Linked DNA regions of Mus musculus: regions 2, 3 and 4 are each linked to region 1. The links are chromatin loops, found by intact Hi-C in ENCODE. Cell type or tissue: heart. All regions are shown on one strand.

The links. Peaks named below come from ENCODE experiments on the same cell type or tissue, not always from the same donor. Only the 100,000 strongest peaks of a DNase experiment are listed, where the experiment ranks them.
Region 2: a loop joins it to region 1, with 2.4 times the contacts of the local background. A loop is called at or near these places in 16 of 42 quality-filtered maps.
Region 3: a loop joins it to region 1, with 6 times the contacts of the local background. A loop is called at or near these places in 16 of 42 quality-filtered maps.
Region 4: a loop joins it to region 1, with 7 times the contacts of the local background. A loop is called at or near these places in 23 of 42 quality-filtered maps.

What each region holds. Positions count from the first base shown.
Region 1 is chr6:129,176,499-129,184,498 of GRCm38, forward strand. Clec2d (C-type lectin domain family 2, member d) reads left to right here and starts at 4,117. Exons shown (of 5, transcript NM_053109.3): 1 at 4,117-4,249; 2 at 6,594-6,719; 3 at 7,637-7,815. The coding sequence starts at 4,183. In heart, CTCF peaks have their summits at 3,985 (motif pointing right) and 4,190; DNase peaks (open chromatin) are centred at 3,533, 4,203 and 5,373; H3K4me3 peaks cover 1,017 bases; H3K27ac peaks cover 931 bases.
Region 2 is chr6:129,104,896-129,112,895 of GRCm38, forward strand. No RefSeq gene overlaps it. Among named protein-coding and RNA genes, the nearest start is that of Clec2e, 8.0 kb to the left of the region's middle. In heart, no CTCF peak of the experiment used is centred here; DNase peaks (open chromatin) are centred at 3,256 and 7,876.
Region 3 is chr6:129,091,465-129,099,464 of GRCm38, forward strand. Clec2e (C-type lectin domain family 2, member e) reads right to left here. Exons shown (of 5, transcript NM_153506.4): 2 at 6,899-7,024; 3 at 3,552-3,736; 4 at 2,903-3,009; 5 at 352-2,086. The coding sequence ends at 1,942. Among named protein-coding and RNA genes, the nearest start is that of Clec2e, 5.4 kb to the right of the region's middle. In heart, a CTCF peak has its summit at 3,859; DNase peaks (open chromatin) are centred at 3,887 and 6,717.
Region 4 is chr6:129,233,100-129,241,099 of GRCm38, forward strand. It overlaps 2310001H17Rik (RIKEN cDNA 2310001H17 gene), which reads right to left and starts at 5,383. Exons shown (of 4, transcript NR_040268.1): 1 at 5,337-5,383; 2 at 4,640-4,745; 3 at 1-54. In heart, no CTCF peak of the experiment used is centred here; DNase peaks (open chromatin) are centred at 3,102, 3,262, 4,972, 5,352 and 1 weaker place; H3K4me3 peaks cover 976 bases; H3K27ac peaks cover 690 bases.

The sequences.
Region 1 (8,000 bases):
TCAACTATAGAGAATAAAAGAAGATATTGCAAGATATTCTCAGCAGGTTCAAGTGTTTATTTTTAAGTATTATTAAAATGGTACAAAATGTAACAGATTAAATTGTATGTTCAGAAAACTCATTGATATCCATTTCTAACAGGACAAGTAATTTTATGTGATTAATTTTCACTATATTGGAAACATATGTGAATGGATGTTAGCTGTTTATATATGGACTGACAGTGAGTAGATAACCTTATTTTGCCATAGCATTTGATGTGTTCTATTTACCATGGCCAACTACCAGCCCACACCTTTGTTGATTTAACATTAAGTCTGATGTTGACTTACTAGTCTGTTTTCTGTTTAGTGACGTGGACTCTGGTTTAGTTGTCAGAGAAATATCAACTTGCCATTTAAAATGGAAATACTTACTTTCAGTGTTTTTTCAAGTCTGTTAGCTCTGGGCTCCATTGTTTGAGTAGTATGCCTCATGAAGGTGAGATTATTCTAAAGAAAAGTAGAGATGAATATATTGTAATTGTTATGATTATGATTATTAGAGAAACTACATGTGGGTTTTCTGTGACCACCATAAGCAGTAGAATAACCATTCATGTGAAGCATGAAGGTCTAGTTTAGCATAACTCAGTAGCTGGTGATGATTCAGACTTATAGAGTCTGATACCAGAAAGATTATTTTAGGCATATTTAAACACAGCCCAATTTTAGACAAACATTTTCTAGTGGCAATAAACTCAACCCTTCATGCACAATAAAGCTTAAGACATGACAACATTGAACTCTTTGCAAAGGACTTGTGAGTTCTTTCATAAAGGTGGGTTTTCTATATTGACTACATGTGACATCTTAAGGGTCTGGGAAGGATCTGGTGTGGTTGTGGTCATTCAGGTAGTGCAGAGGTCACCTTATTATCTATTAACCACTTCTGTTCCCATTTGTAAAGTACAGGTGACATCTCCCGCCTCTACCTCCTCAGTGCCTGGATTGTAGGTGTTGTGCCTCCATGTCCTTCCAAGTTTTTATTCTTTAACCAGCCCGATTACCATAATCCTAGCACTTCACATAAGATGTCACTTTTCACACAAATTTTAGATCCATTCACTATGTTGGCAAGCAAGAATGGAGACTGGGGCCAGTTCATGAAATAGGTCCTAACAGCTTTTGCACACAACTATTTCTCTCAAAAGGCAAAGATCATATTCCATATATTTTTCTTAAGGATCATCTTCAGAGCCTGGGAAGATGGCTCAGTCAGAAAAGTGCTTGCCACATAAGTGTGAGAATATGAATTCTGTCCCTCTTTACCTACATAAGAAAGCTGGGCCTGGTAACATGAGCTGTAAACTCAGTTTCAGATAGGTAGAGACTAGTGGGTCCTTGGAGTTTGCTGGTTAGTTAGCCTAACTTAATCTGTGAGCTCCGGATTCAGTGAGAATCTGTCTTTAAAACTACAGAGAACAATATCTTTCTTCTGAGGACAAGATATTGAACATGCTTCCAAGATGAATTAACTTATGCCAGGTATTCTCTTTCTCTCTTCCCCTTCCACTTTTTCCTCTTTCTCCCTCCCTCCCTCCTTTTCTTTCTCTCTCTCTCCTCCCCTCTCCTCTCCTCCCCTCCCCTCCCCTTCCTTCCCTCCCTTCCTTACTCCTTCCCTCTCTTCTTTCTTTCTTTCTTTCTTTCTTTCTTTTCTTTCTTTCTTTCTTTCTTTCTTTCTTTCTTCCTTCCTTCCTTCCTTCCTTCCTTCCTTCCTTCCTTTCTTTCTTCTTTCTTTCTTTCTTTCAGATTTATGTGTATGTGGGTGCCTTCAGACAGCAGAGGCAACACGTCCTCTGCAGCTGGAGTTATAGGCAGTTATGAGCTACACAGTGTGGTTCCCAGGAACAGAACCCAGGGGAATTCTAATTGCTGATCTAGGAAGTCCTAGTTTTGAAAAAGTAGTTTCTACTCAGAAGTTGAAAAAGTGCTAATATTTTATAAAGAAATACTCCTATATTTGCATACGTTAAAGAGTTGACAGCAGCTGGTGAGGTAACACAATCACAAAAGAACTCAAATGATATGTACTCACTGATAAGTGGATATTAGCCCAGAAACTTAGGATACCCAAGATATAAGATACAATTTGCAAAACACATGAAACTGAAGAAGAACGAAGACCAAAGTGTGGACACTTTGCCCCTTCTTAGAATTGGAAACAATCATCAATGGAAGGATTACAGAGACAAAGTTTGGAGCTGAGAGAAAAGGATGGACCATCTAGAGACTGCCATATCCAGGGATCCATCCCATAATTAGCCTCCAAACAATGACAGCATTGCATACACCAGCAAGCGTTTGCTGCAAGGAACCTGATATAGCTGTCTCTTGTGAGACTAGGCCGGGGCCTAGCAAACACATAAGTGGATGCTCTCAGTCAGCTATTGGATGGATCACAGGGCCCCCAATGGAGGAGCTAGAGAAAGTATCCAAGGAGCTAAAGAGATCTGCAACCCTGTAGGTGCAACATTATGAACTAACCAGTACCCCGGAGCTCTTGACTCTAGCTGCATATGTATCAAAAGATGGCCTGGTCGGCCATCACTGGAAAGAGAGGCCCATTGGACACGCAAACTTTATATGCCCCAGTACAGGGGAATGCCAGGGCCAAAAAAATGGGAATGGGTGGGTAGGAAAGTGGGGGGCAGGGTGTGGGGGACTTTTGGGCTAGCATTGGAAATATAATTGAGGAAAATATGTAATAAAAAAAAGAGTTGACAGCTTTCTTTCAAAACTTTAACCAAGACAAATTAATAAGTAAGTTACAGTTGTATTTTTTCAAAGGAGATGGACTCAGGGCTTAAAAGCTCTTGCCACATAATCCTGACCATCTGGCCTGGATCACAGGAGAACAGGGCAGCAGGAGAGGACAGACTCCTACACATATGCTGTGGCATAGATATGCCCCGCTCAAGAAATAAAGTAGTTTTTTAATGGGCCAAATGGGTAACTCTCCAGTGTTTCAAATAGTTGAATGTGACTATTGGATATAAATATTTATTACGCAGTAAAATCTGTTTGGTTTTTTTGATCTCCCCAGGGTTCTCTGTTTCCCAGAACTGTTGCAGGCCTGTGATAAGAAAGGGTAAGAGGTTCAAAGCTGTTAAAAACAATGAATTCATGAAATTCTTAGACAAATGGATGGATCTGGAGGATATCATCTTGAGTAAGGTAACCCAATCAGGAAAGAACACACATGATATGCACTCACTGGTAAGTGGACATTAGCCCAGAAGCTCAGAATCCTTTTTAGAAGGGGGAACAAAATACCCATGGAAGGAGTTACAGAGACAAAGTTTGGAGCAGAGCCTGAAGGAAGAGACTGCCAGAGACTGCCCCACTTGGGGATCCATTCCATAAACAACCACCAAACCCAGACACTAGGCAGATGCCAACAAGAGCCTGCTATAGCTGTCTCCTGAGGGCCTTTGTCAGTGCCTGGCAGATACAGAAGTAGATGCTCACAGTCATTCATTGGACAGAGCACAAAGTCCCCAATGAAGGAGCTAGAGAAAGTACCCAGGGAGCTAAAGGGATCTGCAACCCTATAGGTGGAACATCATTATGAACTAACCAGTACCCCAGAGCTCTTGACTCTAGCTGCATATGTATCAAAAGATGGCCTAGTCGGCCATCACTGTAAAGAGAGGCCCATTGGACTTGCAAACTTTATATGCCCCAGTACAGGAGAACGCCAGGGCCAAAAGTGGGAATGGGTGGGCAGGGGAGTGGGGGGGGGAGGGTATGGGGGACTTTTGGAATAGCATTGGAAATGTAAATGAGGAAAATACCTAATAAAAAATATTAAAAAAAAAAAAAAAAGAAAATCCCTGTGACCTCAGTAAGGTCAGCTTGAATTATGTTTCTAAATCAGAGTGTGCTGAAAGAGAAACGAAACACAAAGTAAACCAGAAGCAAACAGGAAAGTCAGTCTCCAGATGGCGCCAGTGTGGCTCCTGACCTTGAAATGCGTTTCCCAATGAGATTTTGTTAGGCCCTGAGCCAACCAAGCGTGTGTGTATGTACAGAAAGGAGGAGCTACAGGATTAGCTAAATACTGAAACCTCCCCACGTATTTGTGCCTCTCAGCTTTCAAGTTTCAATCCTGTAGTGGAAACTCAGCTCCTCAGCTCTGAGATGTGTGTCACAAAGGCTTCCCTACCTATGCTTAGTCCCACAGGCAGCCCGCAGGAGGTAGAAGTGGGTAAGTATTCAATAGTATTTGAACCAATGGGAGGGGCAGAGAGGAGTTTCAAACAGGGCAGGAAGGCAAAAGAGTTGAACCTTGAACAAAAGATTAAGAACAGAAGGGCGTCTGTGAGCCCGTCACTGTGGGTCTGCAGAGCAGGAGAATGCAGTCGGGATTAGCTATGAGGTTGTTACATTAGTTATTCTATCGGAGCATACAATACTCGAATAGTTCTCAGGCAAGAGAAATGAGCAGCGAGTCACCTTCTAACTGCCAGAGCTGTAGCCACAGCGTTCTCGCTTTGTACTTAGCTTGCTAGTCCACTCTTCCCAGGGATCTGGTAAGTTACAGTCTGGTGGATTACATCAAATTGCTGTAGTAAACGTTTGCTTTAAGTCCCTGAGTGAAGGAAACTCAGACAACAGCTTTGCAATGTGCATAGTGGCAGAAGTTGCCTGGGAAGCTTGGAGCTTGTGTTTTGCAGATCCATTGTAATTAAAATAGAATTGTAAGGGGGTGGCTTGGGGTGGGGTGGGGGTGGGGGGCGCTGAACCTACTCAGGACCAAATCCTTTCTGTTTTGAGCTCTTGATAAGTTACAGAAAAAGAATATAATGGGGTTTCCTACTTAATTCTTCAGAAAGGAAGCAAAATTGTGTTTCTTGTGTTTCAAACTGTCTATGCTCCATTATATTGTGTTCCTTTATTTTCCTTTTCCCCCTCATTCCTGTTTCTTCACATTAATTTTTTTTTTTTTAATTTGTGGAAAGACTACTGAATTTTGAGAAAGTAAGATTGACATCTATCAAAATACAAAATTCCCAACAAATGCTAATGTTTATCACTTAAACCAAGTATTCTGAAATAATAATAATAATAATAATAATAATAAATTATAATAAATTATTATTACTGAGGATGATGATGACTGACTGACTGATTGATTGATTGATTGATTCTTTGGCAAAGTCTCATACTTTACCCCAAGCTGGCCTGGAACTCCTGCTCCCTCTGCCTCAGCAGGGTTGACTTTTTAAAATCAAATACACAAATATTTAGCCATTGGAAACATTTCCTGAGAATGTGGAGCTTCTGTCTCAAGTGCAGCTGTTGCATAGCTAGCTGCAGGCATTTTGAAGCCTGTCTTGTGAATGTGGAGCTCCTGTCTCAAGTGCAGCTGTTGTATAACTAGCTGCAGGCATTACACAACTTCACTCCTTTGAAGCAGTAGCTTGTTTTATCATTGAAACAGTTTTTAAGTAAGCTAAAAACCAGGCCAGCAATACTTCATTTCTTTGGGTTTTTTGAGAGATCATTTCCAACATTACTTTTAAATAAAGACAGGAAAGTTATGTTCAAATTGTGCTATGGAACACATTCGAATTTAGAAGGAGATCTGTGTGTATACAGCAAAATTCCTGTTTACATATTAGAAGGAAACAGACAGTATCAGAATTATACTGGTGTAAACACAGAGGATTATCTGTAAATCTTACTCTTAATATCATATAAGAAATGCTGGTGTAGAACTCTAAATAAATAAAATTACCATTCTGAGTTTTTGAAATGCCCAATAACCATAAATGTGTTCCTTTAATTCCTAACTTGTTAAGAGTTCTTGTTATTTTAGACTAATATTATTTTTTTCACATGATTTTGGTAAGCTTGTTAAAATGCTCCCATATTTTTATCCATTAGTTATGTCAGTGTGTTCTATTACATTTATGTGCCTTTATTAATTTATTTACTGACTAGGTTCTCTGAGACTGATCCTTACATAGTCCAGGTTGAGTTCAAACTTCTAATGTAGCCAAGGCTAGTCTTGTACTCCTGACTCCAGCTTCTGCCTCCCTAGCACTGGAAATATAAAAGTGTACCAACCTGTTTGTCTCGTTGACTGGAGCAGGAGTTACACAGGTGGTTATGAGGTGCCCCTTTAGGAGCTGAGATTTAGGAGCTAACTCCTGTCCTCTAGAAGAGCAACAATTGATCTTAACTCCTCAGCCATCTCTGCAGCCTCCTGCTGATCCCAGTCTGTCCCCATCCTTGGCACTCAGTGTTATTCTCAGTCCTAGCCAGTCTATTCTTAGGGAGCAAAATCTATGAATAGCTTGGATGTTGTTTGCTTTCAGCCTGATCTTCACTCTTTCTGTTTCTTGTTTCTTCATTGGCCCTTTGTTCAATGACTGGAAGACTCCATGTTTCCCTTTCATCTAGTCTTCTGTGAGCATTAGACATCATTTATAAACCAGGACCTTCTGTGAAGGGGTTTGCAATGGGTGAATACAAGCCAAATCTACAGATAATTCTTTTTCTTTAAATGTTTTTTGAGATTGGTGTTCTCATATTTATATTTTCAGGTAAAATTCTCCAAGGAAAAAGGCACGGAACCATCTCCCCTGAGTCTTGTGCTAAGCTTTACTGCTACTATGGAGTGATCATGGTCCTCACTGTAGCTGTAATTGCTCTTTCTGTTGCTTTGTCAGGTAAGTGACTTATTCTCCAAATTATGTGACACTTTGTCCACATTCACAAGGTCAGTTATACTTACTGACCACTGTGACCCAGGCATTGTGGGAAGGGCTCTGGAGAAATCACACTGGAAATTCCTGTTCTCTGGGAACTTAGGTTCTAGCTGGAAGGTGCAGTGAAGGAACACACAGTCTGTGGTGTACACAGGAGTCTTGGCTTGGCATCTGTGAGAAGATGACATTCAATAAGCTCTCAACTGAGATGTCAGGGACATAAATCTCCTTGGGGAACTGTTCAAGGCAGAGAATAAAGAGAGGAAATTTCAAAGTAGGAACCTCAAAGGTGAGGACAGGGAAGAGTAATATGGCCAGGAAGATACAGTGCCTCCCACCATGACCTAGTTTAGTTACCAGGCTAAACTGAATTTTCAAAGTATTAAATGGAAAGTTTCTGAAGTAAGAAATTTATAGGATTTTAGTACCACAATATCAGAATAGTGCAATACAATCTTGCACTGTCCTCTTAAGTATTTGAAGTCATCCTTTAGTGCAATGTGTCTGCACCGTATATACTACCTACACAAAAGTTCTCACAGCAATCTCAATTATCAGGCTGGGTGTCAGTAGGTGTCCCTACAGAGTGCTTGCTGCTGTAGCAATCCCTACTGTAGTCAATGGTCATCCAAAAGCTCAGAAAGTGATATAGAAGTGATATAGTGTTATAGAAGTGCACTTCCTGGGAGCCCTACTGACAGTGAGCACCTGAGAGAGAATGGGACACAGGCCCACGGTGGGAGGCCTTTAGTTAAAGGCCCATCAGATCAGTTAGGAAAGCTATCATCAGATTCACACCTCACAGCTGAGCTCAGGAGGGTGTGCCAAAACGAGAGAAGACCTGCTTGCCATGATCCATTGTATTCTCTACATTTTAGCAACAAAGACAGAACAGATCCCAGTCAACAAGACCTATGCTGCTTGCCCGCAAAACTGGATTGGAGTTGAAAATAAATGTTTTTATTTTTCTGAATACCCAAGTAACTGGACATTCGCCCAGGCCTTCTGCATGGCACAAGAGGCCCAACTAGCTCGGTTTGACAACCAGGATGAGCTGGTAAGCAATGGGCAGGGATTGGTTTGTCTGTCTGTTCTGTTGAATATTATATTGCCTTGAGATAGAGAGTTACAGATGAGGCCTGAGGAAGGATCCCATCCCAAGCACATGGAGACATAGGGAATGTGAGTGTGTGCCATTTGCTGATGCTTGACTTCTGACTGGAGCCCTGAGACAGTCAAGAA
Region 2 (8,000 bases), 72 kb before region 1:
CAAATAACTTGCTTAGACCTTCACAACCTACACAACTTTCACATACCTTAAATTACTTTCTTAGACCCTCACAACTTAAATGAATTTAAGCCATTTTAAAATCCATTTTTAAAATTATGAGACATAGATGGCTGGATACTGAGAGTAGTCATTGAAAACTAAGTTATTTTAAATGAAGGAATGATAAATAGTAAAATTTTAGTGTTAATAGCACGCTAGCTTGAGTTTGTTTTTATATGGAAACCTGTTTCTTTTTTCAATGTTTTCTTCTTATTGCATTGTCTTCATTTTTTATGTTTTTATTTTTATTAAACTAATACAATTTATTTCAAATTTTACAACTTAGTATTGACATTTTTTAAGTCATCAAAATAATTTATAGTAGTTAAATGCCTCTTAAATGTACATGCTATCTTATGAAGCTAAAAGTAATATGTACTCAACAAATTTTTAACGTCTTTTTGGAATATTAAACATGATAAAACTAGAAGAAAATCTCTTATGAAGTCCTCTATGAAAGGAAATTGTGACAAGTTCCTGATTAGACAGAAACTGTCCCATCTCCAAGGGAGAATACTCAGTGTAACTGTGGCTTCATAGAATGAACTGGGTAGGATTCCCTCTGTTTCTATTTTGTGGAATAGTTTGAAGAGTATTGGTATTAGGTCTTCTTTGAAGGTCTGATAGAATTCTGCACTAAACCCTGGACTTTTTTTGGTTGGGAGACTTTGAATGATTGCTTCTATTTCTTTAAGGGTTATGGGACTGCTTAGATGGTTTTTCTGATCCTGATTTAACTTTGGTACCTGGTATCTGTCTAGAAAATTGTCCATTTCATCCAGATTTTCCAGTTTTGTTGAGTATAAGCTTTTGTAGTGTGATCTGATGATTTTTTTTTTGAATTTCCCTGGTTTCTGTTGTTATATCTCCCTTTCATTTCGATTAAAAATCATTTTTTAGACTGCCAGAACTTACTTACCTTTCACATCCTCAGAGCATTATACATCATAGAACACTTCCTTAGACTCTTAGAACTAGCATAGATTTTAAACTTTTTTCTTAAATCTAATCATTTATCAGAGGCACATATAACTATTACTGAGAGCAGTCATTGCAAAGCAAGTTCTTTTAAATAAACTATAAAAATTTACAGTTGAAGCCTTTTTATATTTTAATATGAAGCCTGTTAGTAAGGCAAGCCTGTCTGCTTTTGCTTAACAAGAGACCTAGTAGATCTAGAAAGTAAAAACAAAACAAAACAAAACAAAAAAATCCAAAAAAAAAACCATGGCTTTATTTTTACATAAGGAATGGACTAATGTATTTTCCATATGAAATGGACATATGTAAAGAAGGACTGCAGCCTTGGCAGAAGAAGCAGGTTGTTTGCTGCTGCCAGACTGACAAATCTGGCTTGCGTAGCCATCAATGCTGTCAGAGATCTGATAAAGACAAATTATAGAGATATAATCCAAATGGCCTATGTATCATTTAAAATGACATAGGCTTACTGATCACCTGGATGGCTACCCCATCAGGTTCCTGTGGTGTTGATGGCCTCATTAGGGGTATAAGTACCAGGGTGGCATTAGTCTTTAGCTGCAGGCCTAGGATATCTGAGATGGCCTAGGATATCTGTTTGTCCATAGTTTGGACCAGGTCCTAGCAGTGGGTGAGGCATTGGGATAGTCCTTCACATTGAATAGCATCACCACTGTCCCAACCCATGACTTAAGGGTCCACCTGGAAGAGAATGGGGGAATAAGAAACACAAAGAATGGACAGCAAGACAAGAAATCCTGTTCAAGCTGACAAATTTTTATTTTTCTCACACAGGTTATATACTCATAGGAGCAGGAAGGAGGATGGAGGGGGGTCACTTTGTCTCTGGGTAATGCACCTGTTCCCAGGAATAGGATATTGACTGGGTAAACAGTTCAGTAGGAAGATCAGAACAGAATGGGTTATTAGGCACTTATCCACAAGATTTATAGCTATTTGTTCCCCATTGACTTCAGAATCTATGTCTATTTGCACTCAGCTGGGCTAGTACTTTCCTACAGAGGCCAAGACTTTATGCCAGCAAACACTTAAGGCAGTAAATGTTAAAACAAGGTCGCTCGAACACACCACAATCCAGGTGGAGTCCTTTGTTGCTTTATCCATTATTTTCTTGAAGACCTTGGGGGTCATTACTAGGATCTGAGAGTCTCTGCCATAGTAATTTCAAAATCTTATAAGTCATATTTAATATTCAGTAGATGTCTGACATGTTTGAGGCCTAGTATCTATAAAGCACATCTGAGTTAATCAATCTTTGGGGTTGTTTTCTTTTGTTTTGTTTTTGGTTATTTGCTTTGGTTATTTGTTATATACCTTGAAACGGAGGCTAACTAAGGCTTATTCCTGTGTAATTTTTAGAAGAAAAAAAGCAAGTTTTAACAGTGTAAACACTGTAATGCCTCTAAAATCAATCCCAAGTGAGTAATTTTGATGTTACAAAGTTTGACTGCCAGCAGGATGTTCTTCTATATAAATGCATGGAGGTGTAATTTTAACAGGTCATTAAACAAGCATTGTCTTAAATCCTGTCTTTTATAAACCTGTTCTTTTTGTTTGTTTTTGTTTTTGAAGACAGGATAGGAAGTATATACAAATATCTTCACAATTTAAAAGCATCTTTGGAGATCTGCATCATTGGTCAGCTCATGCCATGGGTTGTTGCCCAGCATGGCTTCAAACCTGAGTTCCTTGTTTTAAAGCTAACTTTTTGTTACAAATGTTATAGAATTTTAACCATACCCAATAGCATACAAGCCAATAATCTGTATCCAAAACATATGAACACAGTAAATTGATACATTTAAGACCAGTCAGAAACAAACATGTAGTGGTGGTGCCAGCCTCCTAGCCAAGGGTGCAGTGCTCCAAGGTCAGCACCAGAATATCAGTTGTTGTTGTCTAAATTCACCTGGTTTTTTTCTGTAAATCCTTGAAATGAGTTAGAACTAAGTCAAGGGATGAACAATGAAATTTAGCTTGTTTCTCTGAATATAAAGCAGAGCAACAATCAAGAAAATAAACAAATCTACACACACACACACACACACTGACAGACACAGACATACTTGCATGCCAAGGATAGCCAATAGAGTTGGGAAGGAGATGAAGGAGAACCAGATATCTTACAAACATGACCCAGAACCAGATGTTCTCCCAGTGGGAACCAGAGAGGAAGCATGATGTCTCCTAACTTCCTCTGCCCCTAGGACAAATACTGAGACCAGTTTCTACTTTCTTGGTTCCCAGACAGGTGCCAAGCAGAAAACAGAAGATCAGCATACATCTGCAGGTTTTGGACTTCAAAAATGAATTCCCCAAATGCAGATGATTACAAACCATGGACCTGGGTAGAGAGATTGGAATCCTGGCCAATGCCCCAAATATTATGGGGTCTGTTTATATACAGCATAACTCAAATACCAGATCAATGCAGATAACAAAAATTTATTGTAATCAAGACACTACTGATGGATCTGGGCTGCAGAACACACTCAGGACCTGAACTGTGACCCCAAGCTCAAGCAAGAATATCATATACTTATTTAAGCTTGCACAAACATCTGTGCCAAGTTATTACGTTTTTCCACCACTCAAGATTTACAAATAAGGGCTTTCCTTATTTGATTGATCTACGTTAACTCATACAGAATGCAGGTTTTGCAGTCCAACAAATCAAATCCATTTGCTCTTTTGTAGTTATGAACAGTCAAAATGTTTTCAGGGAGCAAAGGATGATTAATGGGTGGTGTTGTTAGAAGCAGTCATTTTGTTCTGGAAAAGAAGATGAATAACAGAAGCTGTTCAGATGTTGGAGAGTCCTTAGCTCCTCTATGTCCTGGAACCTTGAAAATAAAATGTCATCACTGAGGACAGTTTCTTTAGCTTGTTCCCAAAACTACCAACTATTTTTGTAATATTTAAACTGATGTTTTGTTATAGGTATTACATATTTTTAAGCCACAGCTGTTATAAGCCCTGAGATAAGAGAGTCAAAAGAGATTTCTGAGAGTAGAGAGTAGAGAAGATTTAGAAATTAGAGCATTTTGAGAGTGGGGAGCAGAGAAAACTTAGAGATAAGAGATTTGGGGATCATTTACTTGTGTTGTTGCAATTTGTGAGAATTTGGAAATGGAATGTGACATCATGGGCCATTGTACTGCAAATGGTCAAGTCATTTGCAGTAAGATGGCAAGGCTTTAATTAAATCTCTGAATCTGAGGAGGGAAAGCAATCAGAGAAAACAGGTGGGGAGTATTCTAAATGGGAAGAGGCAGCTGAGCTGTAGAATATGTAGGAGAGAAAAGCAGAGTAAAGAGAAGGTGGGAGAGGTTTAGAGAATAAGGCAACTGAGAGGGAGCATTACAACTCAAGGGAGCATTACAATACATAGAGAGAGGGCTAAGTGCTTTAGCAGAGAGAGAACCTGAATCACCCTGGAGAAGCATACAAAACTTCCCAGGTGATGAATTCCTAGGAGGGAAAGCAGGCTCCAGGATCCAGGGAGACAGAGGGCATACTTAGAGAGTGGGCAAGAAGGGAAAAGTGGTCAGAGCAGAGGAGAGACAAAGTAAGGTCCAGGAGGGATCTGAGACACAGAACCAGTAATCTCCAGGACCTGAGAACTCACAGGAGGAGGAGGAGGAGGAGGAGGAGGAGGAGGAGGAGGAGGAGGAGGAGGAGGAGGAGGAGGCAGGCTGGGAGAGAGAAGGGCTAGTATTCTGGTGAGGAATTTTAATCCTGGGCATCCCAAGCACACTGAGGGACTCCTCAGAGAGAAACATTCCAGATCACAGAGGAGAAGCATCCCTTTACATGTGGTGCATGCCTAATAGAGTGAATGAAGCTGCCTGGTGGATTGGTGTGATCTTAGCAGTAGAAACTACCAGAGACAGAGAAGGGAGCTCCAAGGGAGCACTTACAGAGTACCATGAGAGAGACAGAGCCTTTCCATCTGAGGATTGTTCAGTATGGTGGAGAAGCACCAGGAGTCAGAGAGACTGAGAGCTGCCCCGAATCACAGTGGGGAACCATATGAACTGAAGAAGTAATTTCTAAAATTTGGAGTTCAATATGAAGAAGCCAGCAGAAACACATGACCCACCCCATACAGTACGAGAGTCGAATCAGCATCTTAGCTCAGTAAGGAGAGGTTACACCCTTTGGAAAGAGTTTCTGCACCAAATATACAAACTAACAACAAGATTTCTCCAAGGTATGGTTAAAGTGAAGGATTTTATTGTAGATGTGAGAGAAAGAACAGCCAGTGGCATCTGAAAGGATCTGGACTAGAGAGAGATAGTAGTATACTGAGTATACTGAACTTGTCCAGAAGACTGAACCCCACCATGAGAGAAGCAGATTCAGAGCAGAGATAGAGGAACATTGAGAGAGAGAGAGAGAGAGAGAGAGAGAGAGAGAGATCAGTGAATGCCAGGGTTATAGAGAGAATGAGTAACTTGGGAGATGGATGAGCCTGTGAGGGGCAAGAATTTAGGGAAAGGGAGGAGGAAAGAGGAGCCAAGGTGCCAGCATGAAGTGGATAACAGGTACATGTGATACTGAGGGAGCCTGAGGCCAGCTGTGTGCTTTTGTATGCTAATAGGCACCACAGGAGGCCATTTGTCCCTTCTGCCTGTTGGAATTTGGGAAGATGGAGTCATCTTTGTCCCTGACAGGAAGCACTTGGGATACTGAGGCAGGACTATTGCTATGAGTTTGAGGCCAGATTGGGCTACAAAGTAGAATCTGTTTAAGAAAATCAAAGTTAATTAATTGAGTAAAGTTGAACCATGAGGGTGGATAGCAGCAGGGGCTTGCAGACTGGAGCTGAATGGATTCAGCTAGGAAATGGGTTACAGCTGAGTTTCAGGGATTCTGTGATCAGGACTGGATTTGTCCAAGCACTTGTATCAGCTTATCCACTTCGTACCATCAACAATCATGTCATTGACTCTCCAGAGCAGGCCTCATTCCCTGTCACAAGTGCTTCCTGTGTAAGACTCAAAATAAAAGCCTATTCCAGCACTGCACCAGAGGCCCATTCATCTTCATGAAAATACCACTACACTCTGCATAGAGCACTGTTGCCTCTATCCAGGACCAAATAACAAATGCATTGAAAGTATTAGAAATTCTTGTCCAAGTTCCTAGGATAAGTAATTGGAAAATCTTGGACTTAAATCCATATAAAACAAGCACAGCAATGCAGACCCCAGACCCTGATGAGTCCTTCTCCTGCCCAGATTAGTCTAATCCATTCTTGTCAAAGGCATACATAACTTTGACCAGACACAGAAAACACTAAATGAGTCTATGGACTGAAATGGAAACATTGGTAAATATGATATCATCTGTTAAATCCAGGAATGCTTAGGAAATAAAGGAGTATTTAAGAGTCAACCAAATAGATAAATTTATCAGTTGTATGGTGGAATAAGATGTGGTACTGCTTCATATCTCTATGAGCACATAACTGACAGAAGAAACTTTTGGGAGACTTCATTCTGGACCACAGATCAGAGAAGACAGTACAATCACCTTAGAAGGAGCATTGCACTGACCTGTGGTGGCAGGATTGTGTATTTACCACTTATTCTTGATACTAACCAGGATGCAGAGTGCTGGGTTTGAGGCTGTAATATGAACCTCAGCCCCACCTGCAGCAATCAGCTCCTCCCCAAAGGCCCCAAACCTCTCCAGACAGCCCCATGAGATGGAGACAAAGTGTTTCAGCACTATAGACTGAAAGGAACATTTCACCTTCAAATCATGATAGAAGCCCTGAACACTCCTTCCCTTCATTATCTCAGGAAGAATTCACAGGCAAAATACTCCCTGGAGACACTTGGACTCTGAAAGGCTCTTGCCTCTTTGGAGAATGACTATGGAGTCTGTCGAAAGTCCAGCTCTGTCTTTATCTCTACTCTGTTCCCACACACAGGGTTCCATCTCAGGGCACAGCTTTTCCTAATACAGACTCACTGCTGGTGGATTGAAATGCCAAGGGGTCACTTCTTCTTGTTCTCCCTGGAGGTGACCACTGATGTCTGCCTTATACTTGCCTATAAATGTGTGGAAAACACTTTTTGTTTGGGACAGAGTTTCTCTATGTAGCTTTGGCTATCCTGGAATCCACTATGTATGTCTGACTGGCCTAAAACTCACTGATCCACTGAAGGTATATGCCACCACACCTGACTTTCAAGAGCACTTTTGACTCCACTTGGTCTGATATATGTAAAAGTTGATTTACTTGATGGAAAGGGGAGAAAGAAAGGAAGCTTGCTGAGCCTCTTGTTGGTAAATTTGAAGCTGGTATAGAGCCAGTGGGTATGCAAAATAGTTGAGCTGTTGTGGAAGACATTAGAGTCCATTATTAAAGAAGTAAAGAAAGAATTGATGACATTTTGACTGAATGACTCAATGATAAAGAGCACCAAATGATCCAGTGCATATCTGAAGGATTAGATACAGGACTGGTGTTATTGCAACAGAATTTACCACTGCCAAAACATAGCAACAGACAAGCTTGCCTCCCCCCAGGAACATTTAGACAGTGGGTGTTGTGTGCACAGATCATATTCTTCAGCCTTAAGAAAAAAATGACCTATTAGATTTTGTTGACCACATATGCACACTGAGGAAGACTTCAAACTCCAGGGCTGCCTTTTCTACTTCTCCCTTCCAGAGCAGGAGAGCAGAGATGCCGGTTCCTGTTTGTGTCTCCTATCACAATGGCATCACCTTTCACCTCAGGAAAGTAGACAGGAGGCCAAACTCTTCCAGTAAAATGTTTCTGCCCAAAGATCAACACTGACACATGAGGACTTGGTCTTTGAGCAGACAAGCTCAATGACTGTCATGACAGGAAGGCCTCCCCAAACCACTTCATGTGACCCCTGGGACTGCTATAGGAGTCTGTGGTCAGATATCTAAGG
Region 3 (8,000 bases), 85 kb before region 1:
AAGCAGTGGGCATCTGCTGACATGAGGGCTGAAGTCAGAGTGGTGGGCACTCTGAGTCTTATCTTCGGAACATAGATTCTCCTTAATAGCCTTGGGTGTCAGGCCAGGCTCAGCTTGTAACTCATGTCCTTGGAAGTCATGGGAGTCAGAAAGAGATAAGGAAGAGGGGACTATAATTCAGCTTTTACAGCCTCAGGTGCCAGGAAGGGAACAGGGAGAAGGGAGTGATGACCGGTTCCTGGCACAAGACCATTTGGCTTGTCAGGGTGGGAGATTGTGAAGGGCTCGCTTTCTCACAGTATGGTCTCTAACAGGAGAGGAAGGTGAGAAGTAACAAGACCAAGACAGATTTCTGATCATGCCCAAAGTTTACTAAGAGTTTGTGCTTATAAAGGGAAAGCCTGCCATGCCAGACTTCTTGATGCTTTGTTGCTAAGTTGTCCCGTCCAGCAGGACTTAGTTATTCCATGGGTCTAGGAGGACTGAGGCCTGGAAGAGAAATGGTCAGAGAAAAGGGAGCGAGACCAAGCAAAGAGTTGTCAAGGTCTGTTTAATGGAGTCTAGGAGCCTGGTTATAAGCACACAATGAGAAACAAATAGGGAGGGTTCGGGAGGGTATAATAAAAGTACAGATAAAGGGATAGACATCTGGGGCGGATGCTGATTGCAGGCTTCAAACATCTTGCAGCTTATCTCGGAGTGCCGGCCCTATCTAAACAGTCCCAGGAACCAAATGGAGACATGAAGGAGGAGGTGATGCTGGCTTTATCTAAACAGTCCCAGGCTCCAAGTAGAGACATGAAGGAAGGGATGACATAACTCCCATCAAAGGGTCAGCCAGATCTTCAGGGTGAGAGTTGCTGAGGTTCTGGTTTCCCACATTTTGGTCTCTCACACTAAGTTGTTAGCACAAGTCTGTCAAAGCTTTTAGCATTATGTTGCCAAGTCCACAGGTTGTCTCAGGCTATCTCAGGAATATCGCCTTCTGGGGTTTACAGAGTGACTTTGTTATTAAACAAAATTTAGAAAAAGGGATAGTGGTAAATTTCAGTAGTACGGTGTTTGCCTAGCATGCGTGAGAAGGTTTAATCCATATACAAAGTAAGAAGAAAGTTAACAGAGAAATTGTTTGTGAACTGTTATTTCGTCCTTTTTGGGACTCATCAGTACAGTATAGCACATGATCCAAAAATTTAAAATATTTTGTCCTTAAAATTTAACAATGTGTAAATGATTGCAAGATTAGGCATCTGAAGGGGTTTCAGTAATCAGCTATCTCCTCATCTGAAAAGAACCTATTAAAGAATAAAATTCAAATGGCATAATCATGTATGGAGTTCTTAAAACTGTTAAATTTGGAAAATGAAATTTGTTTGTAACATATTCTTAGTCTGTTTCAATTTTTAAAAAATCTGAGAAGTAAAGTGTAAAATTATTTGACAATGCTATTAAATCTTAGTGTAAAGCATTGCTTTTAATCCTGTCTCTATCTGCTTTCAGATTGGTCATTGAATTTTTTAAAAGAATGATGACTATACTGTCTATAATGTTTGGAGGCCACAAGCCAATTATTATCTGTCCTGTGATTACAGAATAAACTTCCATGGGTTCAGTCACCCCACATTTTTAGTGCCTCTGAATTCATAGCAAGGACCAATGAAAAAAGTTCATACCTGATCACAAAATGTACCTCACTAATACAGATTTGTTTATACTTTAGTTTTACCTATCAGTACTTATACCCAAACACCTATTTGATTTAGAATCATCTATCCAAATTCTATGCAGTATATCTATGATCCTTTAAGCAAGTTTTCATCTTTGCTGTCAGTGTGATTACTGATGAATTTTGATAATAGTTTTGGTAGATATGAGTAGAGGAGCAACTGTAGATAACAGGTCACAGAGCATCAGTTTCTCACGCATGCTTTGGCACATTCCCTATCCGGGATTTACAATTAGTGGGCGCTGTAAGGTGTAGTTGTTGGGCTTGTTACAAATCCATTTTTTATGTATATCCCCACTGCTGTTGTAGATCCCCCTGTTACTCAAGTAGGCACATTCTCCTCCTCCTCGGGTGAGAACCCTAAAGCAAAGAACAAATAATAATTACTGCACAGGCTAGCATTGCATTAAAACACCTGATCTAGTTTTAAACCTAGCATCTTTTACATCCTCAGGGTTGATTTGAACATCACATCTTTGTCATTCATCTATGTTGAACCCTGGGATGTGTGTACAAAGGAATTAACTGGTGCTTGCTATTATGCTCAAACAAACTGCTGCTCAGGGTGACATCACTGAGGGTGATTTTCAGTTCTTGATGTATTTTACACATGTATAAAAGTGAGGGAAACCCTACTTCTTAATAAATTTCTTGGAGGTCTTAATGATGGATGTGACTATATCTGTATTTTACCACTCCACTGAAATGGCTCTGTTCAAAATGGCTAGCTATGCTCACACAAGAGCTGTCTCTGGGCTTTTTGATGAGGAGGCATTAGAAAGGTTACCAATATCCCTGGAATATCAGCTTCAGTAAACAGGTACAGGGAGAACAGAGGACCAACAAGTCTTACCCATGCAGTTCTGCACTGGCTTCCTGGGCTTTTTAACACTCCTCCTCCACCCTCCCTGATATATAGTTCTGACACCAGTAAAGAAAAATTTTCAGTTGGTGATATAAAACAGACAATATCTCCCCCAGATGCCATTATTATGGTATAGATTTTTGAGTGAAATTACTCTAAGTAAATGTGTTGAAAGATGGCCAATGAATTGGATGATATAAAAAAAAAAACCTGAGTTTGTGATGTTGTGGTGTTTGCATCTCTTACAGATACAATGCACACATTTCACAGCAAATAAACACAGTATAAGCGTAAGTTTTCTGAAAACGTACAAGTTGTTATACTCAGTGTTGTCTGTCCATATCCAAGGGTGTTCTGAAGACTCTCTGTGTAGTCCAATCCAGTGGTCAGAAGCCCCCTTGTATCTCTTCAGAAAATTCTGTCATAACACAGATAAAGGAAATACATGTGTCTCTCAGTTTAACATGACCCTTGAGTCTCCACCCTAGAGCCTCCTCTCAAGATGACAGCATCTTATAACTGAGGCTCATCAACTTTGGAGCCATAATAACCCTTAGTTCTCAGTATAAGCATTTTACACCCATAACCCAAAATACATTGATGTGACTTGGTAGGTCCTTGATTTACAATGTCCTTGCCATTTTTAATAGATGCCAAATTCATTATGCAACAAGTGAATGCTTGGAGAAGAGCTTACATGACCACAAGGTATCTCAGAAAATTGTATGTGTGGCCTGTAAGGTCTTACTATGCGCACTACATGATAACAGATCTCTGCAATAGCTTAGGGCTCAAGCCAGAAGCAATAACACCAGGAAATGGCACAAACTACTGTCTTCTGCATATACCCCATCTGCCTGAATGAGATTCTTCCTCATGCTTTAGCCCCAAGCTCTCAATCTCAAAGCAGTAGTACATATTCAACAAAACAACAAACCCATTACTGATCCCCTTTCTTACCAGTTCCTCCAAGCTGTCAAATAGAGCTAGATGGGCATCTAGTGCTATGCAGGAGGACTGACTGAATGTCCAGTTTCCCATGTCTTCAGAAAAATAAAAGCATTTATTTCCAAATCCAATCCAGCCACTTGAGCATACAGCATAGCAAGGTTCACAGCTCTCCATGACTGGTTTTTTCTTTCTCACTTAAATGGAGACAGTAATATAAAATGTAACAAAGAGACATTTCCAAGTCTGATCCCTTTGTCTAGCCATCCAAACTTCAGTTGTGAGGTGTGTACTTGGACTGTAGTTTTCTTAACTGACACTAGGGGGCCCCTCCTAGCATGAAGGTCCCCAATACAGAGCCTTCCAGTGGGGATCTAAGGGAATATTTTCACTTTTCTTCTTTGTGTTTTGAGACAGAATCTAGCTATGTCTCACTGCCTGGCCTTGATCTCACTATGTGGGCTGAACTTGTCTGGAGATTGTAATTGTAATCCTCCTGGCTGTTCTTCCTAAGTGCTAGGAACAAGACACCATACCCTGTGAGAAACTCTTTTCTAGGCCATCAGCTCCTTAGGACTGTCCCTGATTCCTAGCATCCTACAGTGTGCTTTCCCATAATTCTCCTTCACATTCTCCTTTTCTCTAACAAAAGAAAGAAACTCCTTACTTGTCTGGATGTTAGTATAGAAAAATGCCAGCATGCAAAACATGGCAGGGTCAAATAATTTTTGATACCAACATTTTGATCATAAGCTTCCTATAATTCTGACACACACACACACACATACTCCCTCTTTCTCTATATATGTATATATACATATATCTGCATATATACATTTATATGTATATTTCCATATATATGTGTGTGTGTATATATATGTATGTTTGCATATATATATGTATATATGTATATGTATATATATGTGTGTGTGTAAACATATACTGGCTCTTGGTATAGAAACTCAGATTGGCTATCATCAAGAAGTTTGTCAACCACGTTGGGCAGTAGTGGCATATACCTTTAATCCCAGTAATCAGGAGGTAGAGGTAGAGGCAGAGGCAGAGGCAGAGGCAGAGGCAGAGGCAGAGGCAGAGGCAGAGGCAGAGGCAGAGGCAGAGGCAGAGGCAGAGAGGCAGAGGCAGAGGCAGAGGCAGAGGCAGAGGCAGAGGCAGAGGCAGAGGCAGAGGCAGAGGCAGAGGCAGAGGCAGAGGCAGAGGCAGAGGCAGAGGCAGAGGCGGAGGCAGAGGCAGAAAACTCAGAGGCAGAACTCAGCCTGTTCAGAAGCATATTAAGAAATGGGGACACTTATTTACGACTGGTGGAAGTACAAGCAGATATAGTCCACATGGAGGGTTCTCAGAAAACTTAAAACTAGACCTGCTGTGTGGCCCAGCTATGATATTCCTGGGCATATATGAAGAGAACTCCACATCCTACCACAGAGATACTTGCACATCTGTGTTTATTGCTCCTCTATCTGCAAGGAAACAGAACTGACCCAGATGCTCACCAACTGATGGATAATGTAAATGTGTTACAGGCACAAACAAGAATGTTATTTAGCTGTAAATGAAATTTGTAGGAGGGGGGGTACCTAGAAAGTATAATATTAAGGAAGGTAATCCAAGGTCCAAGAAAATAAGCCCATTGTAAGCCTTCACATCCAGTCCCAGCCTATAGCAGACAGTGTAAGCAGCTGTGTGGGTGCTCATGGAATACCATGTGGAGAGGAGAAGAAAGAAGAGTGATATAAAGTGACAAGGAAGGACAGGATGCAAGTAATGGGCTATAAGTTGTGCAAAGTTTAAAAACAGAATTATTTTTTTAGTTTCAACTCTTCCATAGTTTTTCTTTTTTTTGTGTGTGGAAGACAAGTGCATAAAAATGTGACTGACAAGTCTAAACCATAAGCAAAGCTTCATGGCTTCACAATGGCTATTCTAAGTGTGTGGAAGTTAGTGAGATACCAAGGTTTGGAGACCCAGCAAGTGTATGAGTGGCTGTGTTGATGGGGCCGAGTGATGTGTTTGTTTACCTGTGAGTCTATTATAATAAAGTGATGTGTGTGTGTGTGTGTGTGTGTGTGTGTGTGTGTGTGTGTGTGCAATTGTGCTAGCATGTGTATGTATGTTGTTCTTGTTGTTGTTGTTATTGTTGTTGTTGGTGGTATATGTGTGTGCAATTATGTAAGCATGTTTGTATGTTGTTGCTGTTGTTGTTGTTGTTGTGGTGGTGGTGGTGTGTGTGTGTGTGTGTAAAAAGCTCCAACTACAGCAATGTTTCAGAGGACATCTTAGAAAAATAACAGATATATTTCTTCTCTACCTTCTCCTTTTCCTTCCGGTAACATCAGAATTGGTCGGTTGTTCTTTCAAATGTCTACTGAATTTCAAGAAACAAGTGATCTTTGAAGCAAAATATTAAATGGGGGAATGATACCCCAAATATTTTTACTGGGGCTGTGTTATAGTTGTTTCCAGTTCTCATATCCAGCACTACAAGGCTTTAGTGAAAGGGACAAATATACAGGCAGTGAGGATGACATCACTTCTTTTATATGACTCTTTTTAGGGTTACATAATAGTTTAGGTTACACTAAGATTTGTTGGCAAATGTTTAACCTGTTTAGACTTGTATATTAGTCATTGGTGCAGCTAAAGTTGATTACATAAATGATTCAGGCATTGGTGGTGCACATATTTAATCCCAGCACTTGGGAGGCAGAGGTAGGCTGATTTCCAAGTTCAATGCCAGCTTGGTGTAAATAATGTGTTTCAGGGCAGCCAGGGATACACAGAGAAACCCTGTCTCCAAAAACCAGGATATCAAACAATATTATAAAACATTTTCTCCAGCTACGGCAGCAAAGGTATACAAGAGTTTGCCACATTATTCAAAACAGTCCACAATTAATCCCTTAGGAATCATATTCTAGAATTTTCTAACTATGGGTCATGGGTTCTGTACCTTTCCCAACCATATGACTACTCACTATTCTCACTTCCCTTTAGCTGCAGCTTTGGGTTCCTACTCCTTGAGGTTCCTACTTTGAGATTTTATCTCCTTGTTATCTGCCTTGAACAGTTCCCTAAGGGGACCTATGCCCTCTGCATCTCTCTTTAGAGCTTGCTGAACGTCATCTTCCCAGGGATGCTGAGCCAAGACTCCTGTGTACACCATGGCCTGTGTGTTCTTTCACTGCATCTTCCTGATGGAACCTAAGTTCCCAGACAACAGGAACTTCCAGTGTGTTTTCTCTGGCACCCTTCCCACAATGCCTGAGTCACAGTGGTCAGTAAGTATAACTGACAATGAATATGGACAGAGTGTCACAGAATTTGAAGAATAAGTCACTTACCTGACAAAGTAACAGAAAGAGCAACTACAGCTACAGTAAGGACCATGATCACTCCATAGCAGCAGTAAAGTTTAACACAAGATGCAGCGGAGATGATTCCGAGACATTTTGCTTGGAGTTTTTTACCTGAAAATATAAATCTGAGAATGTCAATTTTGCAAACCTTTTATAGAAAAATATAAATTTATCCCAGAATCATGTGCATATTTGTCTTGTACTCCCCTAGTGAAAACCCCTTCACAGAAGTTTTCAGTCCATAAATGATATCTTTGGCTGACAGAACACTAGAGGAAAGGGAAACAGACTTTGTGTCATAGAATCATCAAGTTATAGAAGTAAGGGCCAATGAGAGAGCAAGAAACAGAAAGAGTGAAGATCAGGATGAAGAAGAAACACCAACAAAGTTATCTATAGGTACAGTTCCATGTGAATAGATCTGGTTAGGGCTGAGGAAACCATAATAACAGTAAAGAGAAAAAAAAAATCAATGTGTCAGGAGTGATGGCTCAGGAATGTGGCTACTAATACAAGAAAGTCAGGAGTTCAAGGCCAATCTTGGTTAAATATTGAGTAAGGGGGCTGGAGAGATGGCTCAGCATTTAAGAGCACTGACTGCTCTTCTAGAGGTCGTGAGTTCAATTCCCAGCACCCACATGGTGGCTTACAACCATCTGTAATGGACATACATAAAATAAATAAATCTTTTTAAAAAAAAGCCTGCGGTGGTGGCACATGCCTTTAATCCCAGCACTTGGGAGGCAGAGACAGGCAGATTTCTGAGTTCGAGGCCAGCCTGGTCTACAGAGTGAGTTCCAGGACAGCCAGGGCTATACAGAGAAACCCTGTTTCAAAAAAAAAAAAAACAAAAAACAAAAAAAAACCAAACCAAAAAATAAAAAATAAAAATTAAAAAAATAAAATAAAAATAAAAAAATTGAGTAAGAGGTTGAGAGAACTATATCAGACCCTGTTCTATCTGTGAATGTAACTAACTAGATAATTCACTTGCTCACTCTAAAGAACTACGTAATGATATGTAATTCAATATATTATCAGAAGAAGAAAATTAAAACAACAACCATTTCATTAATATCAGCAAAAG
Region 4 (8,000 bases), 57 kb after region 1:
TGGCAGCAGTGTCTGGAACGTTAAGCCAGGGCTGTTTAACCATGTCAGGTGGTCCTACATCAATGACAATTAAGGTCGTGTTGGTTATGTCTAGTTGTTTTCATATTTCTTTATAAGGTATTATTTTTTTCCATTTTTTATTAGGTATTTAGCTCATTTACATTTCCAATGCTATACCAAAAGTCCCCCATACCCACCCACCCCCACTCCCCTACCCACCCACTCCCCCTTTTTGGCCCTGGCGTTCCCCTTTTTATAAGGTATTATTATTTGCTACTTTTTGTTTTGTTATAGAAGAGGATAACATAACTGCCAAATAAAATTGCCCTTGTAATGAAATCAGCACCATGGCCATCTTCAGCCCTGTATTAGAGTCATGAATTTGGACCACAGGTTGTTACAGCAGCAGCATATTTTTCTAAGTATATACCTAAAATTTATTCTTTGAACATGTCATATATAAGACACAATGTAGTGTATTCCCTCCAACTCTCCTATTTCTGTCTCTTATGCCTTGCCAGTTGCCCATTTTCCTCAGAACTGCACCTCTGAAGACCCTCCTCCTGGCGCCACTGCTGTTGTTAGTTCCTCAGCTAGAGGTGGGACCTCGGGTATCCCTCTCCCATCCAATCCCCAGGTTTTTCCTCAATTACGTTTGATTTCCCCTCCCCCAGACACCTTAGCAGCTTTCTCTATATTTTGATCTCTGAAGGACAAAGTTGATCTCCAGTCACCCTCTGCTGACCACATGCAAGTGTTCTGAGCAGACCCCCAATGAGGCGCACCTTCAACAAACCTGTGAAGAGTGTCAGAAGTAATTGTACCTCTGGTCTCTGGCTTCGTTCCCATCCTCGACACACCCGAGTTCCCACCTTGGAACCCATTATTCTCTGGGTCCCCCTTTTCACCAAAATTACAAACATTAGCATTTCCCCATCTGTCTCCACCCAACCTTGGCCCACAATCTCTTACACAACAGTGTAAGCAACGTTTGAAGAAGTACCATCTGTAAGGGGCAGAACACTTCTTTAAAACAAACAAATAAACAAACCGTAGCTGTTTTAGTTTTAGACTTAGAGAAGTGATTGAGGTAGTGCTGTCCCATCCCTTCCCACTGGCAAAACACGCTTGAGTTTTCTTGAAACTGATTCCTTTTGTCATAGCTTTCTTGTGTGTGTGTGTGTGTGTGCGTGTGCGTGTGCGTGTGCGTGCGCGTGCGTGCGCGTGCGTGTGCGTGTGTGTGTGTGTGTGCGCGTGTGTGCGTGTGTGTGTGTGTGTGTGTGCGTGTGCGTGTGTGCGTGTGTGCGTGCGTGTGTGCGTGTGTGCGTGCGTGCGTGCGTGCGTGTGTGTGTGTGTGTGTGTGTGTGTGTGTGCGCGTGTGTGCATGTGTGCACGTGTGCATGTGTGTTTGGTGAGTAGCTTGGTGGGTTTGACAGATTATGGTTATGGTTCTGTGGATGTTGTACGTGTTTTTCCTAGGGTGTTTTGCCACCCAGAATATCTCAATCTCACTTCCTTCTGTTGGGGGCCGGGGAAACAAAAGTTTCTGATCTAACAGCAGAAATAGCCAGCGTGGTTACCCACCTAGTTGCTGTTGAAAGGCAGGAAATGTTGCAGAACTCAGCCTTATTTTTCACTTTCTGCAGGTGGATGGGAGTGTTCAAGCCTCCAGGGTCTCTATAGTCCTTTATGTCCAACTGACCCCAGCACCCATTGTTAGCATTTTGTCTAAACTCTGCCCCCACAGTTACCTGGCAACAGCCAGGTGTGCCTGACTCACTATAAAAGGGGCTGCTTGCCCCTCCTCTCTCCCTCTTGCTCTTGCCTTCTTGCTCTGCTCTGTCCTCTCGTCCTGTCCCTCCCCCCACATTCCCCTTCCCTCTCTCTCCAAGTGCTCATGGCCAGCCCCTACTCCCTACTCTCCACCCCCACCCCCCCTACCCCCACCTTTCTCTGTCTCTACTACCATCTCAACTCCCCTCCCCATGCCCTGAATAAACTATTCCGTACTATACCATCCTGTAGCTGGTCCCTCAGGGGGAAGGGATGCCTTATCAAGGGCCTGCAGAGGCACCCCCTTCCCTAAACCTGACTACTTATTCACCAAACATATTTCTTTTCTCCTTATCTTTTTAGAAGTACAACACCCATTCTTTCCTTCAGGTCCCTACATACTGGTGCCACAGCCTGTGGGACAGGACTTGGAGGAGGAAGAAGAGATGTTTCTCAGCTCATTTGTGTACCCCCCCAGCCAGTTACCTAGAGCTACCCATTACCAATACAGAGAGCCTTGCTTATCCCTTCCACTGCCCAACAAGAGTAGAGAAAGAAGGCATTGACACAAGGAAAATGACTTCATGGAAAAAAAACAAAAATCCTCAATATGAAAAAAAAAAAAAATAGAGGACTTCTTCCACATAGCATGTTGGGATGGAAGCCCTCTGAGGGTGGGTGTCAGTGGGTAGGAAAAGGGTGGGGAGCAGGTTAGCAGCCATATTGTACGTTTCCTTCCTTGTCTCTGTCCAGAAGATGGAAATGGGCTCAGACACCCTGCAGATTCAGGAGGGGCTTACAAAGGCCACCAGATTTTCTGGGACCCATCAATATAGAGAACGACTTGGCAGTCAACATGATAATCCCCTAGAACAGTTCAAAGATTGGGAAGGACACTTCTTCAGAACATTGCCAAGGACAACTCTCCAAACCAATGACACTGAGAAACTGTCAGCCTGTCTCCATCCTCTGACTCTTTTCCTTTGTGGGGGACCAGCCAAACTTCATTTGTCACTCAGAAGTAAGGGTCAGAGACAGGCAATTCAATCAATGTGCCAGGAAAAGGAATCAACAAAGGGATCCGGTGACCTCAAGCTCATCTTGGGATCCTAACATGGCTTTAGGCATAAGCAGGGGAAGAATTAAGGAAGCAGATGGTTCTCTTGAGCAAGAGGACTCTCCAAACCACCTGGAAGAACAGGAACTGAGCAAATGATCAACTATAGCACTGTCAGACTGAGAGCGCTTAGTCAGGAAGCCCTCTGGGCCCTGCACTAATACTTCCTCTGCTGAAACCCTAGCTGATGTCCATTCTCTAGAAGATGGGATTCATTTCTGTGTTCCTCACACAGGCATTTTGTATTTTGACTAAACTCCATATTTCCATCACGAGTCTTGTTTGGAGCATGTTAGAACCTCAGGGCTCAGTTACAGCATGTGCTCCAGGCCTCCTGTTACAAGATGCGTCATGAATTCCAATGCTAGAGTCCCAGACTACACTACATGTGCTGGCCCGTGGCTAAAGCTAATAGTGTTTTCCATGAGTGCTGACTAAACAAGTGGGGAATTCCAGAAACTGGGCACAGTCAGAACAGACTCTTAAGAGATTTCCCCGCAGAGAAGAACAACGCAAAAGTCATCACACCCACCTCTTAAAACACCTTCGTATGCAACAATATGAACTAACCAGTACCCCGGAGCTTTTGTCTCTAGCTGCATATGTATCAAAAGATGGCCTAGTCGGCCATCAGTGGAAAGAGAGGCCCATTGGTCGTGCAAACTTTATATGCCTCAGTACAGGGGAACACCAGGGCCAAAAAGTGGGAGTGGGTGGGAGGGTATGGGGGACTTTTGGGATAGAATTGGAAATGTAAATGAGGAAAATACCTAAAAAAACATTAAAAAAAAAAACACCTTTGCGTGGTTGGTTTTGGCTCTCAATTTAACACAATCTGAAATCACTTGCAAAGGGAGTTTCCATGAAGGATTATCTAGATTAGGATGGTATGTGGGTGCATCTGAGGAAAACTAACATGGGGAAAAAAAATCCTCCCACTGAGATGAAACCATTCTTTGAGCAGGGGATTTTGGACTGTCAGAGAGTGAAGAAATTGCACTAAGCTTCATTGTTCTTTCTTTCCACAGTGGCTGGATTGTGACCAACTGCTTCAAAGGTCTGCTGCCTTCACTTTCCTCCAGTGATGCACTGTGATGATTTGAATGAGAAAAGCCCCTCATAGGCTCCTGTATATGAACACTTGGTCCCCAGTTGGTGGTGATGTTTAGGGGAGGTTGGGAAACCTTTAGGAGGTATGACCTTGCTACACTTAGTACACAGCTGGCGGTGGGTTGGGCTTGAAGAGTTTTTAGCCAATGAAGGAGAAGACCAAACAAATCAGGCAAGGAGACACACTAATGCACAGGTATTCCCAAAACAGTATGGGACATGAAAATCCATAAGATTATCAAATCATTGGGCCTGTAAAAGTGATACTATATGTTCTTCAAGGAAAATATGGGTGCCCTCCTCAATATCAAATTGAAAACTGTGCCAGTGTAAGAAAAGGGGGAGGGGGAGGCAAGATGCACAGTAAAAACCCCACTGCTTCTTATACTAAGAATTATCTGCTCTATAGACAATTACAGACCTAAGCAAAAGTCCTGAAACGAAGGTATCTGAGATGACTCACTGGGCTTTGCCGGGGCTACTGACCTGGGTACATTCCTGGGCCTCACATTTGACTGACACCGAAAAGTTGATCTCTAACCTTTATATGTACACACACACACACACACACACACACACACACACACACACAGTGAAATTACCAACATGTGTATGTTGAGAACTGGAGGGGCTACTCACCCTGAGAACGGAGAATCAGATGCACGGTGCTGGGAGCAAGAGAGCTGCCTTACTAGTCCGTGCAGTGACTAGCCTGAAAGCCACTGCCTTTTCAATTGTGCCACACCTGCAGATATTATCTACATGCAGCTTAACGCTCAGAAGGAGGGTCTCAACTCTCCCAGTTCTCTCCACTTCCTCCCTGCTAACTCCCCTGCCCCAGCAAAGAACACCTAGAGGGCCGCTCAGCAGTTTAAGAATGCTTGCTGCCCTTTTACCTGAAAATTTTAAGTAGTTCAGACAGCTCACTACCATCTGTTAACCCGAGTGCCGCAGCATTCAGTGCCCTCTGCTGAGCACTGGCGCACCTGCAGGCTTGCACACAGGAAGCTCCTCCCATCCTCTCCCCCTCCCTTCCCTCACACAGGAATGCAAATAAAAATATAACTTTAAAAGAACTCGAAGTGTCAACATCACGGTGTCATAAATAACACCGTGCAGAGCCCTATTTAAAATAAACAACCCTGCGGATTGTAGTGCTGCTCCCGGCTCCCTCAAAGCAAATTCTTTCATATGAAACAACAAAGTCTCATCCAACCGCATCGCTAATAACTAAAACGAAACACAAAACAAGTAAGGAGGGCATTGGTTGGAACCCGTGGGCGTCCCTGCTCCTCAAATAACTCTGAAACTCTTCCCTCAGGTATTCCCACTGTACCGAATCTGGAGATCTAAACTAGTCCTCCCTAGTCAGGTGGCGCCGGCTCCATCTCTGAGTTCTACAGGGCAGGAGCCCCAGCCTGGCAGGGCGGGGAGAGGTGGGGTGGGGCGGCACACGGGTGCCTGTCACAAGTCATATCCCGTGAAATGTGTATGTTAAGCCTCCAATTAAAACAGAAAGAGAAGAAATAATCTATCAAAAATCTAACAGACATCCCATCCCTCAGGAAAACAGTTCCATCTCCAATGGACATAAATTCTAATTAATAAACTTTTTTATTAAAAATAAAATTAATAAATAAAATTAATAAATGTTTCCGAACATCAAGACAAGGTGTGACATCCTTTCCTACCTCCTGTTTGTATCTTCTGCTTGTTGCTTGGCTTGTATCGTCCATAGTCATGACTCAAGCCAAAGATAAACTAAGTTTATAATTATAAGGTGCATTAACACACATCTCTTATTTGTTACCTCCCAGATACTCTTTCTTTTGCAAACATTTATAAGCTACTTTATATTGAAAAGTGGGTCAGGAAAACTAGTGATGTAAAGTGATGAATTTCATTTAACAGTTAATTACAATGAATTGATATAGAAAAGCTACCTCATAACTTATATGATTGTAAATCAATGCCTAAATAATTTCTTTCATGCATATACAACATTTAGTTTATATGATATTTTTCACAGATAGACATTCTATGTCCCCAAAGCTTTAAAGAGCTTTGTGAGAAAATGCTACTATACTGTGACAATTCACAGTTGATATGTAGAGAAAAAAACAAAACAAAACAAACAAACAAAAAAACAAGCCAAAAGAAAGAAAGAAACAAGCAAGCAAACAAACAAGCAAACAAACAAACAAGCAAACAAAAAACCAGACTACTTATCATTTCAGGCTTTAATTCTAGCGAAGTGATGAGATAAATCATTATGCAAGTCACATCAGCTAAAGCACACATAGACTCAGTCAAAACATCAGAGGTGTAAAAAATTCCGTGGCTAAACAAGTCAAACCAACTTTTCAAATCATGTATCAAGCAGCAATCCCTCTATCTAGTTTCTATCACACTGGGGCCGTGAGAACCATCAAGAGACTATTGAAAGAGATTCTCACCTGGACACCGCTTCTCAAAAATTCCATTTCCAGAATCACTGCAGCTACGGGATTCTGTAAGAAAATAGCCACGCTAAGAGCAATAGAAATAGAAATAGAACTATTTGCAGAGAGACACTCACAAAGTCTATTTGTACCCACCTCTCTGCCCATCTTGCATTAGTGTCTGTGTCTGCATGACTTAGAGGTCATTGTGAACTTGCTATCTCTGACTGCTGATGCTCATGCATATAGTTCAAGTATGATGCGTGGTGGTGAGGGTTCAGGTGAGAGATAAAAGACTCAAGATTTAGAGAGGGTTGGAAATACCGTTTCAAATTAGTGTACATGGCAGACGAAGTCACTAGCAAACTGGAAAATATCAGAGATGGGCAAATGTGTGATTCAAAACCAGAAAATCAACAGAGTTGTTAAAGAAGGAGACTGTATTTCTGTATTCTTATAGACTTAAGTGCAAAATCACGGCCCACAGAACCCAAATAGTGGACTCCACTCTTGTTTGATGAACTACTGCATCCCTGCGGGTGTGGTTAGAGTATGATGTAAAGTTACTTTCACAAGTATGTTGTTTTTTTTTTTTCAGATAAAGATCAGTTGATTACTTTCTTCGCATTTGTTATGAAATACTAGTCTTCCATTATGTTGATATACTAGGAACACCTTCATCTTGCTAGCATTGAATGCCAGGAGATCTGCTTGCCTAAGCTATCAGCTGACATTGGGTTTCAAGGTGAGAGACAAAATATGTTTTACTCTAGAATCTGAAACAAAGACATCCATTCTCACATGTTTTCACACTAGACTGGGAGTCCCAGCTCATTGTGAAGAAGAGAAAGACTTCATGGCTTCATATAAGAACAAAAAAAAAAGGGTTATACAGACTGGAAGAGAATGAACTAAAGAATTGCTTTTTTAATTATGAGATTGTTGGAAGGAAGAGAATGTTAACTTATTTATTCTTTTATTAAGTAGTTTCTTGTAGCAGATGACTTGATTGTCCAGGTAGACTACCTTAAAACCAATATAAAGATTTCCCAAAACTAGAAAGGGAAAACTCCAATGTGCAGGGATCAAGGCTAACATTAAGAAGCGAATTGTTTTTTGCATATTAACAGTGGATAATTAGAATTTAATATTTATAAGTGTAATTTACAATAATGCCAAACATTAAAAATGTTTAGACATAAATATATATGATGTATATGTGGTAAACTACAAACTCCTGAAGAGATGTGAAATGATACTAATTTTGTCTATGGTCTAGAATCTTAAATAAACCTCTTAAATCATTTAAAAGACTCTGAAACACTGATTTTAAATATGTAGAAATAGAATAATCACCATAATTTTTATAAAGAAGAAAAAATTTGGGAGGATTCATAAAGAAATCTTTAACATCCTAATCAAGAGTATTCAATATAGTAGGACAGTACAGAACATGCTGACACGTGAATCGTAGGCATACTGTCACCCCAGCACTAGTGAGGTACAGACATGAGGATAAGCTCTTGTTCAAGGTAAACATCTACATATATAGTTCAAGG